2 separate regions of the Homo sapiens genome follow, and region 1 is linked to region 2. A link is a contact called in ENCODE Hi-C or POLR2A ChIA-PET data. All regions are on one chromosome and are shown on one strand. The core of a region is the stretch at or near the end of the contact, and the rest is flanking DNA. Distances in the headings are between cores, read along the strand shown.

The links. Hi-C counts contacts between places; a loop is a spot of excess contacts on that map. ChIA-PET counts read pairs that join two places held with the same protein, here RNA polymerase II (POLR2A). Pooled maps may share reads with other maps.
Region 1: a map with no recorded cell type shows a loop between it and region 2 (2.4-fold over the local background). The contact joins two enhancer-like sites. A Hi-C loop is called at or near these places in 2 of 168 maps with a recorded cell type or tissue (K562 and Right ventricle myocardium inferior), 1 of 37 single-sample maps with no recorded cell type and 2 of 50 pooled maps. POLR2A ChIA-PET finds 5 or more read pairs at or near these places in 7 of 52 experiments (CD4-positive, alpha-beta memory T cell, H1, OCI-LY7 and 4 more).

The regions. Positions count from the first base shown.
Region 1 is chr1:117,627,711-117,634,094 of GRCh38, forward strand. It overlaps TENT5C (terminal nucleotidyltransferase 5C), which reads left to right. Exons shown (of 2, transcript NM_017709.4): 2 at 1-679. Among named protein-coding and RNA genes, the nearest start is that of TENT5C, 25 kb to the left of the region's middle. RefSeq lists enhancers at 2,598-3,148, 3,149-3,699. Within about 2 kb of position 3,126, at least 10 of the 41 ENCODE cell types and tissues checked have a DNase peak (open chromatin) inside an H3K27ac peak, as active enhancers do; they include OCI-LY7, where a contact is called at or near this core.
Region 2 is chr1:117,532,862-117,539,804 of GRCh38, forward strand. No RefSeq gene overlaps it. Among named protein-coding and RNA genes, the nearest start is that of TENT5C-DT, 69 kb to the right of the region's middle. RefSeq lists silencers at 2,215-2,284, 2,305-2,544. Within about 2 kb of position 4,615, at least 2 of the 41 ENCODE cell types and tissues checked have a DNase peak (open chromatin) inside an H3K27ac peak, as active enhancers do; they include OCI-LY7, where a contact is called at or near this core.

The sequences.
Region 1 (6,384 bases), core at 1,876-4,375, 93 kb after region 2:
TTCAACCAGTTAAAATCAGAGGACCAAGTCGTGGGGGAGGGGGGCGGTGTTGAGGAGAGGTATTTTTAAAGATCTGGCAACTTTTCAGGATTATTTGTGGAGAACTCTAAGGTTAAGATCAGGAAATAAAAGACTGTGTGTGTGTGTGTGTGTGCGTGTGTGTGTTCAAGTGCCTAAATCTTGTTTACCTATCACTTTAAAAAAATAATTGAAGTGTAAGCTAAATAAAATGCTTGGAGTTTTGCCTGGGCTAGTGAGAGTTGGTGCAAATTCTTGTGTGTGTTTGCATAGGAAGGTGAGATGACCATCTACTAAAGAGGAAGTAGCTAAATACAGATCTGTGGGTGTTTTTAAAAAAACTCAACCTATCTGGTGTTTTATTTTAATGGATAAAAATGTAATTTTTCTAAGGTAGCAACTTATTTCCAAATTAATATAGATGAAAAATAGATACCAATTAGACTAAATTGAAAGCTTTTTGTTCTATATTTGCATAGCCTTTGAAATATTTCTTAGTGCCTAGGAGGTCTGGGGATTCCTCTTTCGTGGTGGTCACTAACCTTACTTGATGCAGATAAAATCACTTGTCAATGCAAAATGTGTTAGAACTTGATAAAGCTTTGAGTTTGAGAAATAAAGGTATATTTAAAATTTAAATAAAACTTGTCATTTATGCTCATTGATTTGTTTCTTCTCAATGATGAATTTTAGGTTTTAGGAAACATTGAATAGAAATAGGAAGCTGTCAACATCAGCCTTGGATGCTTCTCTGAAGGACAGATGCTTTTTTGAGGGGGGAGGGCTGTGTGGTTACCTTGGAGACCACAAATCCCTTAATATTTGGGCTCTTTTTCAAGGTGCCCAGCTAACTTAAACTAGGCTTCGTTGTTGACCACAGCCTTTCAGCTAATACCCACGGCAGGTGTAGTCTTGCAGTTCGCCTTTGCTGGCACCTTGTTTAATTCAGTCCCTTTAGCTCCTAGCCCACTTCAACAACAACAAAGAAAACAACTTCAGCCATACATGTACAACTACTGTAGTTTCTTCACATTTTTAAAGAAGTATAGAAGTGAACAAGTGATACTTGGAGTGGTTGATAGATGTTTGAAGGGTATAAAGAGATGCTGTAGACTTTGGTTAGCAACCTTCCTCCTCATTCCTTTGATCTAATTCACAACAACCCCTGCCCACCCCAAGTCTTGCCCCTTCCGTGGCCTCCCTTCTTTGTGGAATTTCTTTGAAATCCTATGGCATTCTCCTAACTGTCCTCATGAAACTTATGTCTTTGGCTGTGTAAAATCCTTCATCCCCTTGCCTCCACCTGTCCCTGCTCCTCCTCAAACCTTTCAGCCAAGGATGTGCATGCTCTGGAGTCTGGTAGGTGTGGAGTCCTTCCAATCACTTCTTTGGCATGTTTACTCAATAAGTAACCCTCACTCCTCTTAAGCCCTGACTGCCAGCTCACACTCTCCATGTTGCCTCTTCACTCCTCCCTTCATTCTGCCCATCCACATCCATGTCAGTGGCCTCTTTAGCTTTATGATGGACTACCTCTGTTCTAGTCATCTACTCACATCGGTTAGACACTGTCTGGATCTAGAACTGTTCATGAAGGCTGGGGTGACATTCTTCTCTTTTCACTACAAGAATTGGGATCATTGAAGAGCAATTTTCTGATCTTATGCTTGCCCATCAGCCATCCCCACGATCTTCTTCCTCCCCATTTTTACTGCGTGTACCTTCTGAAATGTTCCTTGACTCTGCCCTCTTGGTTGCCTTCAGCTCTTGCTTGGGCTATTTCATGAGTCTTGTCTCTATTTTTCTTGACTCTGTCAAGGGCTTTTTCTAAAACAGATGTGCCTGGGCCCCTCCCATACATTAAAACCTGTGTAAGACCCTACTGTGCAAGAGCAGATGTCAGACTCAACATGTCTGTGCAAGAGCAGATGTCTGGAGCTAGCTAGCCCCAGTCTACCTTCCTATCCTTTGACCTACTATACTAAGCTGGCCTACTTGGAGTTCTGGAGCACACAGCTTCTTCCGTGCACGTGACCCCACAGCAGGCTTCTAAAATCTCAGCTAATCCTCACCTCCTCTGGCTTACCAGGCCCTATGTCTGCCACCTCCCCCTTCCTGCTTTTTCTATTCGTGTTCTTACTGGGTTGCATCAGCTCTTCACCCACATTGTGAACACCTGCGTGCTTCATTCTCTGCCCACTTTTCACATAACTGGCATAGATTTGGTGCTTCAAATGTTGAACTGGATGGGTTTTCCCTGGAGGACTTGTCCTTGGGCCATTAGCCACTTAGAGGCTGAATCCTGGATATTTACCTGAATGTGTTGTAATGCCTCATTTTGGTGCCAGAAACCATTTCAGTCCCCTTGTCCAGACCAATATTTATACGCAGGACAACTTGTGTGGGATGTGCTGGTGCCCAGCTTCCTGGAATGAGTAGTCATGTCCCGGACACTAACACAATTGAACACAAGCTCTTGGCCCCTGAGCAAGGTCAGTACTAAGGGTTGCAGTCTTCACGCTCAGCAGTATTATTTCAAACTCCCCACCCACCCAGTCCTCCTGGCAGACCTATCCTTCTGGTGTTTTAGTAGAATTCCTCTCATGCCATCCCCAAGTGTTCATTCCTCAGCCTTGGAATGAAGCTCCCGTCGTTGCCACCCGGGACCTCTAGGGTTCCAGAAGTACACTTCTAAACGAGCGGGGATTCTTTTTCTCCTTCACTGTCCGAGTAGTCGCCTGGGCGGGATAGTAATGCGCTTGGTTGTAATCTGGGGTTAGTATCAGCTGGAAGATGCTGAGAGCATCAGCAGGACCTGTGGGGGTTTTCCATATGACCTCTGAGCAGCCAGAGCCTCAGTGTGATGGTGCCATTCTGCCACCTTACCTTGGCCTGGAGCCTCATCCTCTCCAGAGGCCTTCAGCTCCGTATGCACTTATGGCAGGTGGAGTCAGAGGCAAGTCAGGGGTGGTGCCCAGACTGGGCTGAGTGGTCTACCCCTGCTCCCTGCCTAAAAGCTGAGTCAAGCGACTTCCTGTCCGAAGTGACGGCATTGGACCTGGGGCCACGGTGCTGGTTTCCTGCCTCCTGGCCCTGTGCCTTCTGCAACACGGGACTGTGTCCTTCCCTGGGGATAAATGCTACCTAGAAGCATGTGCTGCCCTGGCGGTGAGCCACTCCTCAGTACTCTGACTGTCATCACTCTCTCAAGCAGGTTTCTGTCAGTGCCGCCCAGAATCTAGGGAGCTGGAGCCTGTCGGGAGGCTTGGTTTCATACCATTCCTCACCCAGCTCAGAGCAACGCAGGCTACCTGTTCTGGCCATGACTGGATCACAGGTCTCCCAGCTCAGGGCATTTTCACCACAGCAGGCCATCCCAGGGCCACCTTTTACTTAGGAAGTTTCCGAAAATGGGAAATGTCCCTAAGGGAAAGGCATGAGAAGCTGGAGTCGCTGCCTTTCTTTCGGGTGCTTCCCTGGAAAAAAGGTATCCGAGGCTATAGTGTTCGAGAGAGAGAGAGATGGAGACGGGCAGCACCACAGCAACTTTGGCCAGGCTGTTTTCAGCCATTTCAATCCATCCCTTCCATATGGATAGTAAATGAGGTTTTTCTCAAGAGGCCTGTTGGGAACTAAACCCATGAGAAAATGGAATGAGAACTCCTCACTTTAGACTAAGGCTTTAGGTTGACCAAGTACACATTGCATATACATAGCTTGCAGGTCTCAGAAACGTGAGCTAGGTAGCAGTGTTTCCACTGTACACAGGAGCCAGAGGCTCAGTGCGCCTCTGAGTTGCCCAGGGTTACGTATCTTGTAAGAGACAGAGCCCATGCACAAAGATTTGACTGCAAAGCCTGGTTCCCCCACTATTACAACACTGAAAACACTCTGTAAACTATAACTCACCCTGCAAATATTAGTTTTTATGTCAGCCCCCTCTCAAGGGCCTAAGAGGTGTTGAGTTGCCTGGTAATAGATCCGTTTCCACTTATCCAGGAAAGGAATTCCTTGGACAAACCAGCAGCTTTCCTCAGACAACCCTCCCTTTGTGAATCAGGTGTGGGGGGACCCATTGCAGGCTCGTTAACATGTTTGGGGAATGCTCATGGAGCACCAGGTCCCATGCTAAGCATTAGCATTTAATCTTCCAAAAAGTCTGAGATAGGATGATTAGGTTTACAGGTGAGGAAACCTAAACGTCATACAGCTGCTGCAGCCAGCACCTGGCTCTGGGGTGTCTGACTCCCAGGCTCCAGCTGTCAGTTCTTTTACAGTATGCTATTTTGTCTTTGTCCTGCATTTTACAGGGTGGCACATGGAAGAGGCACGGGAGAGCAAATATCCTGCCTTCCAACAGAAGCCTTTCAAGAGGAATGAGGAGGAGGACAAAGCCACTGATTAAATTGATTAGTTAAAATTAAAAATTAAGCCAACTGATGAAGTTAAAATAGGGTGCCTATTGTGGTTGGCATGGCATTTTAAATTAGAATTGAAATGGAAACAGCATCACAGTTTCCCCCACACCTTATCCAGGCAGCCATGTACTATGGGGGTATTTAAACTACCTGCAGGCTGGAGAGGAGGGCGGGGGAGTGCAGGAGGGCTTTTGCAGAAGTCAGGAAACCAGCTCACCTGCAATGCTGAAACAATGAAACCAAGAAGGGAGGGGAGTCAGAAAACTAATAGCACAACCCTAAGCAGTTCCTGGAGTCAAACACCTGTGGTTTTTCATGCACTAAATATAGTGGAAGTTGGGTCATCTTATCCTTAAATAAACACTACAGCTAGCAAAGACTTTTTTGAAAAGAATCTTTACATTGGCTCAGGTAAGCGGGAGCCTGGGAGAAGCAGCGCTTGGGTGGCTGTGAATGGTCTGCGGCAGCCTCTGGTCCTCATATCCCCTGCTATCTCAGGATCCCACACAAAACATTCCTCTGTGGTTTTTTCCCTGCTCTTAAGTCAACTGCATGTACCTTGTTGTCCCTGTGCCCTTCATCCCCTCCCCCTACCGTGAGAGATCAGTTTCCTTGGCCTTCACCTGATCTGACCAGGAACAGCAGGAGAGGTGCTCCCTCTCTCTCTCTAGCTCTGGCAAAAGAGGCAGCTTTTCAGCAGGCTTATTTTCCATCCTACTTTAGATATTACTGAAAGGAAATGAACTCTTCTTTGACTTTGCCTTTTGAATTTTGGATGCTGCTGAATCGGGCACAGTCCCTCCTTTAGGAAACATTAAACCAGAGGCTTGTGGCCAGGTTTCTGGCTTGCTGTTTGAGTGGCAGTTTGGTGCCCAGTAGGGTTCAAGGGATTCAAAGTGAGGAGCCCTTTACAGACAGGCAGTGGGGCAGAAGAGCTGGAGCTTTGGAGCTGGAGACTCCAGCTCAGCATGCTCCTCTGCTCCCCTTGTGATTGCATAAACCGCTCCAAGCCCAGTGCCCTTGTGGGTACAATGCAGGTGATGATGATGCCGGCTTTGGGGCTCCTAAGAATTAGGAAAGCCAGGTATTTTTTTAATAAAGCTCCAAGCCCAGTACCGGGTGCCCGTAGACGGTATCTATTACTTGATATCCTCTGCTCTAGAGGAGTTTACAGTCTGCTTTGGGAGTTAAGAGAAATGTCTTAAGTGGTATTTAAAGCATTAACATATGTGTGCCACAGATTCTTTGGTTCTGCTGGACATCAGGAAGTAAAAACACTGGCTACAATTTATTAAGACCTAAAGAGGCCAGTTAAGGGCATGATACACACTTTCACGATGCTCGTGACAGCCCTGCCAGCTAAGGGCAGTAGTCTCTCTCCCTACTCCACCCACTACTTAACGGAAGAGAAACTAAGGCTCAGAGAGGTTGAGCAACACACCACAGCCTGCACAGCTGCCTGGGCTGGCAGTTTCACACCTGGCGCCAAGACAGTGTGGACCGTGTCCAGCTGCTGGGCTGGGAGCCTAGGGCACTGGCCAGTGCTCTGTCCTGGCCGACTGCCCTGATGCCCATTGGCCTGTGGGTTGCAATATCATCATAATTCCTACTAAGCAACCCATTAGCCTCACTCTTGAGGTATTGCCAACTCACCGAAGTTCCCCAGAACTTCAGACCCACTTCTCCCACTCCTCTGCTGAGGGTAAGCAGAGAATGAAAGGTACTGCTCCGGAGGACTGTGGCAAACTCTATACACTGAAGTCATTTTGTCCTTTCACTGAGCAACTTCCCTGTACCAGGAATTAGAATCTGCACATTGAAAAGGCCCAGAACCCTCCTGCTCTAGTGTGGCAGGCACTTTTGTAAATGTGTGACCTGCTGGTTTTGCTGGGATGTGCACATTTCTAATAATGGTGTTGATCAACAAAGAGGACTTTGCATGGCAGGG
Region 2 (6,943 bases), core at 3,365-5,864:
GCTCAACCTTGCTCTTGCGTTCATCCTTCCATGCCACCAGAGATGTGTGGCAAGTACACTATGGCTGTTTCATTCCGTGAATCTCCCTGTTAGTTTCTGGCTTGTCTGTCAATCTCTTGCTTGCCCCAACCAGAACCTCAGGCTAACTGCACTGGCCTTTCCTATTCATTTGCTACTGAGATTCCTTTCATTTCTAACAATGCCCAGGAGCACGGAGTTTTTCTGCATTCTACTCCAAATCAGGTAACCCTCACAGCCTGTCCTGCCCTGATAGAGCTGCCATGCTGATGGAGCTGGAAGGGGATGAGAGCAGCTCTGGGCTAAAACATCACAGACACACTGTTCTTTCCTGGTTCAGGAGTTTTTCTTGGATAAATACTTCTCATTTTGTTGTATGCCTTTGGTCAATTTCCAGAATCCTGAATGGTTCGAGTTTTTTAATTGTCCATTTTATTCCTTTTGAGGGAAATGATTTGCTGAGCTTCTCACTCTGCCATTTGCCATTCCAGAAATGAATAGATAGATGTGTATATAGATACCTTTATTCATATTCTTTATAAGTTCCTCTACAAATTTCAGCCTTTATTTTTATTTTTGAGACAGAGTTTTGTTCTTGTTGCCCAGGCTGGAGTGCAATGGCGCGATCTTGGCTCACCGCAACCTCCACCTCCCAGGTTCGAGCAATTCTGCCTCAGCCTCCTGAGTAGCTGGGATTACAGGCATGCACCACCACAGCTGGCTAATTTTGCACTTTTAGTAGAGACAGGGTTTCTCCATGTTGGTCAGGCTGGTCTCGAACTCCCGACCTTAGGTGATCCGCCCACCTCGGCCTCCCAAAGTGCTGGGATTACCGCCCACCTCGGCCTCCCAAAGTGCTGGGATTACAGCAGTGAGGCACTGTGACCGGCCTATTTTCAGCCTTCTTAAAGCTTTACTCTTCCCATCTGAAAGGCCTTTATCCAATTCCAGCAAAGCCCTGCACATCTTTCCTATTCTCACAAGACTAAAAGCTTTCACAGAACCTTTCCTGATTTCCCAAACTTTGAGTGATTCTTCCATGTTTGTACATCCATAGTTAGTTCATAACTTCTACAACTCTTCACATTCTGCCTTATAATAATCATTTGTGGACATGTCTTTACCTCTTCTATTAGGTTATCAGGTGCTTAAGGATGTAGACAGTATCCTAGTCATCTTTTTATTCCTCTTGACAACAAATTTACTGAATAAACACCCTAGTTCTCAGAGGCCGATACTCTTTCCACCAGGCCAGGCTGCCTCATTTAAGGGTGATTGTAGTCCATTACTCTTGATTCTGAGTTTTCTATCAATAAAAGCTTTATCAAAACCATACACACTAAGAAAAGTCTACGCCTTATAAAAAAGATGGCACGTATTGCTTTCTTTTTCTGCAAATGTAGAAAATACACAGCAAACAATGATTCACAGAGTGTCGGGAGGGCCTAGTGTCAGGGATCCTTAATTAGTAAGGAATCCAAAATTGTAGTCCTTGGTCTTCCCCTGACTGGTTGTAAGGCCTTAGGCAAGTTATTCAACTTCTCTGGACCTCAGTTTATTTTCTGTAAAACGGAACTGGACTAGAACATTGGAATGTAATTCATGAGATCATTAATATAGTTATTCCACACATTTTTTGAGCTTTCACCTACTGTTTGCCAGAAGCTTTCATAGGCTTCAAAATATATATAGAAATCAAAATAAAATCTGTACCCTCAAACAGGACTGGCTTGCTTAATATTGTGGCTTTCAGTATTATATGGGTAGAGTACGATCCTAATCAAGCTTAACATAGATTCGGGAGGGAGGAGGATAATGAGGAAAGTAACTGACACTGGAACTGAATTTTAAGAGTTAATTGAATTTGAAAACAAGGGGAAAGGGAGCTATTTGATAAGGCAAAGATACTTGACGAAGGGGCCAGGACTATGAGATCCAAAGCACAGGTAGGAAGATTGGCCTTGAACTTGAACAAGGACATCCATTTTACTGAGAGCTATAAGACAGCCCTCTCCTGTAGCTCTTAAAGGCCTTGAGTGGGGGTCCAACAGGGGCACCTACCAAGATCCCCAAGAGTGATTCTCCCTTTTAAATTCAGCGTTCAGTCCTCCCCCAGTACCAAAGAGCCCATAAGATGCAAAAGTGAATGTTACTTAAAAAGAGGTTAAGGGACTCCCCTGGGAATAGCTTTCAAAAATACTTATCACTCATCAAAACTTCGAATGACTCAAAATGAATTTGGTGTGGGCTCAGCATTTTGAAGCAGTTCAGCAGTAAGAGTCTAGAAATTTTTGCCACTAGAGGGCAGTAGTATGTTTCTCCCCTCCCTCTCCTCCCTCTCCTCCCTCTCCTCCGTCTCCCCTCTCCCCTGTCCGCTCTCCCCTCTCTCCCTCGCCTCTCCCTCCCTCCCATTGTTAGCTGATTGAAGCCTGGGAGGCTGGAGATACAGTGAAACACCTTGCTTAAGTTTGTCAATACACCCTGCCTCTGACTGACGGTAGGATGCCAAGGTTCTTGGTTGTTCAGGCAAGCCTACTATACCAGCAGCCTGCTGGGGCCTCCACTGGAACCAAGTCAGTGATGAAACGTTCTACAAACAGAAGACTAAAAAGACTTTCCCCTTTCCTTTAAAACGTGACTGCCTTCTTTTAAAGACATTGAGCTAATAGTTAAGAGTTATTAGAAGATGAAAAATGTAATCTCGTGACAGAAGAGAATCCTAGAAAAATTCCGATTTGAACCCTATGAATAATTTTAGCTCATGTAGAACAATAGGTGTGTTGTGGAATAGTTTATTTCCTGACATAAATTGTAGTTGTCCATAGTTGTTAGGACATAACTCTGCCTAAGTCCTTTTGAAATTATTTTTCTTTAAACATTTATTGAATATATATGTACCAAAAACTGTGTGAGGCACTGGAGATCCAGAGCCAACCATGACATCGAACCTCTGGAGCCTCCAAGCCGGAAGAGGATGATGGGCAAGCCGAAGGTTATGTTTTGCTAGTAAAGGTGTGTACCAAATGCCACTAGAGTGTAGAAGGAAGATGAGTCAGGGAACAGGGGAAGTGAGTTTACCTAATTTAAGGGTGAGGTTTGGGGGCTGGAATTGAACCTTTTGAAGTAGGGAAGAGCTACGTGGTGATGAAGAGAGAGTGGTGAGAAATTTGTAACTTGAGCTTTCAGAGAGGAATTACCCATTTGAAATTTGAGCAATGAGAAATTTGTAGGTTGTGATAGGAGTCTAGCTGCAACAAATGAGGGAAAGACATTCTAGGAAAAGGAGTCATTGACGCACGAAGGCAAGGAGGGCACTGCAGTTTACAGCACCCAGTCCTTCTGGGCAGGGCTGCCAAAGGGTTACCACAATGCACGACCCATTCAAAGAAGAGCAAGAGGCTGGAGCAGAATGAGCTAGGGGAAGGTAGAAGAGGAGACCAGCAAAGTAACAGGGTCCCATCTTGGAAGACCCTGTGTAGTCCCTTGTCAAGAGTTTGACTTTTGGCCAGGCGCAGTGGCTCACGCCTGTAATCCCAGCACTTTGGAGGCTGAGTGGGAGGATCACTTGAGCCCAGCAGTTCGAGAACAGCCTGGGCAACACGACAAAACCCTGTCACTACTAAAACTACAAAAAAATTAGCCAGGTGTAATGCACACCTGGAGTCTCAGCTACTGGGGAGGCTGAGGTGGGAGAAGCCTGGGAGGTCAAGGCTGTAGTGAGCCTTGATCGTGCCACTGCACTCCAGCCTGGGCGACAGAGTGAGACCCTGTCTCAGAAAAAAAAATTTTTGACTTTTACACCAAGTAAAATAGAAGCCCCAGGAGACTGAGCACAGTTGTGACATGATCTGCTCTGTTTTCAAAGGGTCACTCTGGCTTCTGTGTGGAAAACAGATGGTAGGGGAGCCATGATGGGAGAAGGGACACCAGTTTGGAGGCTACTGAAATAATTCAGGTGAGGAATGCTGGTGACTCAGACCAGTGATGAGGGAGAACAACTATGGTCTATATTTTGAAGGTAAAGTTGACGCAATTGATTATGGGCATGAAAAAGAAAAGGTTTGACTCCAGTGTGTTTGATCTGAGCTATTGGAAGAATGCAGTGACCATTTTTGAATGGAGAAGATTAAGATCTAGGAGGGGTGCAATGATGAATTTGTTCTTGAACATGTTAAATTTTCATTTCTTATTAAACATCTGCCTGTTTACTGAGAGTAAGTAGTTAACTATGTGAACCTGGAATTCAGGAGAGGTCTGGGCTGGAGATACAAATTTGGACATTTGTCAAGGTATATATAGCCTGTAGACTTGAGATCCCTTAGGGTAAGCCACTTAGAGGTTGAGAAAAGAAATCACCCAAGGGCTGAGCCCTGAGGCCATCCAGTGTTTAGAGGTCTGTGGGATAAGAAGGGAGCAGAGAAGACCAGAGAGAGCCAAGGGACTCGGGGGGAAACCCCAGAAACCAAGGAGAAGGGAGTGAGCCACTGATGGATTAAGTAAAATGAGTCCTGAGAATTGGATTGGGTTTGGCAACATGGTGATGATTGGTGATCTTGACAAAAACTGTTCTGTAGAATAAGGGGGCAGAAGCCAGCTCAGAGGAAGTTCAAGAGGAAATGGAAGAAGAGGTAGAGACAATGAGTGTAAACAACCCTTTATAGGAGTTTCACTTGCGATGAGGAGCATAAAAACAGGTGGTAGCCAGGCATTAGAGATAGAGGATCAAGAAGAGATTTTCTTTTGGAGGGCAATATTACAATCTGTTTCTCTTCTGATGGGAATACTCCCTCAGAGAGGAAAAGTTTGGTATTGCAGGAGAGAGGATAATTGCAGGAACCATGTCCTTAGGTAGGCGGTAGGCGTGGCCTCGCCGGAGTGTTTGGACAGTTCCCTCATTGTAACCGGAGGGAAGCTGAGCACCGGGAAGAGAAGCAGGTAGTACGAGGAGCAGCACAGGGGAGTCCTCTTCTGATTGCTTCTATTTTCTCAACGAAATAGGAAGTAAGATTATTAAGAGTGGGAATAGGGGAGAAGATGTTGGCATTTAAGGCAAAAGAACTTGAGAAAAAGGATAAGAAATAGTTTTATAGGAAAGTGGCAGTCTGAAGGATAGGGAAACTGCCTGTTTTATTTTCTGTCAAACTGGACTAATAATGTTACCTGTGGACTCTCTACCAACCCCCCCGACTGAGGACAACTTGAAAAGCCAAATAAATCTTAAAACGAGGCTTAGTGCAGTAGCTCACACCTGTAATCCCAGCACTTTGGGAGGCCGAGGCAAGCGTATCACCTGAGGTCAGGAGTTCAAGACCAGCCTGACCAACATGACAAAACCCCATTTCTACTAAAAATACAAAATTAGCACGGCATGGTGGCACGCGCCTGTAATCCCAGCTATTTGGGAGGCTGAGGCAGGAGAATTGCTTGAACCCAGGAGGCAGAGGTTGCAGTGAGCCAAGATTGCACGACTGCACTCTAGCCTGGGCAACAAGAGCAAAACTGTATCTCAAAAAGAAAAAAAAAAAAGAAAAAGAAAGAAAAAGAAAAAAAATCTTAAAAAGAAAAATCTTTTAAAAGCATTGAAGAACCAAAAGCCTAGTGAAGGATGACCAGACCAAAATCTAGGAGGAATGAACCCAAAGAAGTAAACTGCCCAGCATTCCAGGCTACCTTGACCTGAAGGCGTTTGTTAATAAGGAAGAAACATCCAGGACACTGAGTTCCTCAACTGTGCCTGGAGGGGAGCATCGAAATCAGCCACCCACCTGCACTCCCAGTCCTTTTAGGCTCACCTTCAATTCATATGTCTATGGGATGCTCTAGGAAGAGGAACAAGGCAGAGCCTCTGCCTTATAATCTGCTGGGTTTGAGGAAGGAGAAGCCAGGCAGTTGTCCCTGGAGATTGGGTTGTTTGTTTTATCTTATCCGCCTTAGGAAGCAGAAAGCAGTATGGTAAAAGGAGAGGACCCCCGATGAGGAAGGAAAAGAAGGCTGTGTATGGTAGCTCACGCCTGTAACTCAGCACTTCAGGAGGCTGTGGTGGGAGGACTGCTTGAGGCCAGGAGTTTGAGACCAGCCTGGACAGCATAGTGAGACCCTGATTCTACAAAAAATAATAAATTAGCCAAGCGTGGTGGCTCACACCTATAGTCCTAGCTACTCCGAAGGCCGAGGCAGGAGAATTGCTTGAGCTATAACTTCAGCTGCAGTGAGCTATGATCATGCCTCTGCACTCCAGCCTAGGCAACAGACTGAGACCTTGTCTCTAAAAATGAAGAAGATAGACGCAGAATGGGAGCAGCAGTAGGGTCGTTCAGGGATTCTTCATGCAGAACTCCAACCACAGCACAGTTCTGCTAACTTCTGGGAGCAGGGAGCTACAGAGAGCAGCAGTCCCCACCTAGCACCCCAAGATCGTATATGCGATACTGCACTTCAGAGGTCCCCTGTCCTCACAGGGAGGTATCAGCTTAGCCCCTCCACATTGTTCTAGCCTCATCACCCACCACTTCCTGCTTCCCAGCTCACACTGTTCCAGCACCAAAATGGGTAGGTGGCTCAATTGGCTGATGGGGAAGAGAAATAGACTGGGCCACGGGAGCCAGAGGGACAAAGAATGTACACATGTGGGGTGTACATGCAAATGGAGAAGGGGGAAGATGTGAAGCTGGCATTGTTTGTAAGAGTGCAAGGATCTATGGGTACATGTGTCACTGTGTGACCAGTGAGAGGGGTTATATATCATAGGGGTTACTGTCTGGGTGGCCCCTAGCCCTCTCTGCTGGAGTCCCACCCCACTTGACTATGCAGCCAAGCTAACATAATGGAGACCAGCAGAAAGCCCTGCACTCCTGGGCTTAGCAAAAGGCACTTCAGGTGAGAAAGAGCAGCCAGCTGAGCCCTGTAGGGCCAAAGCATCACCCAC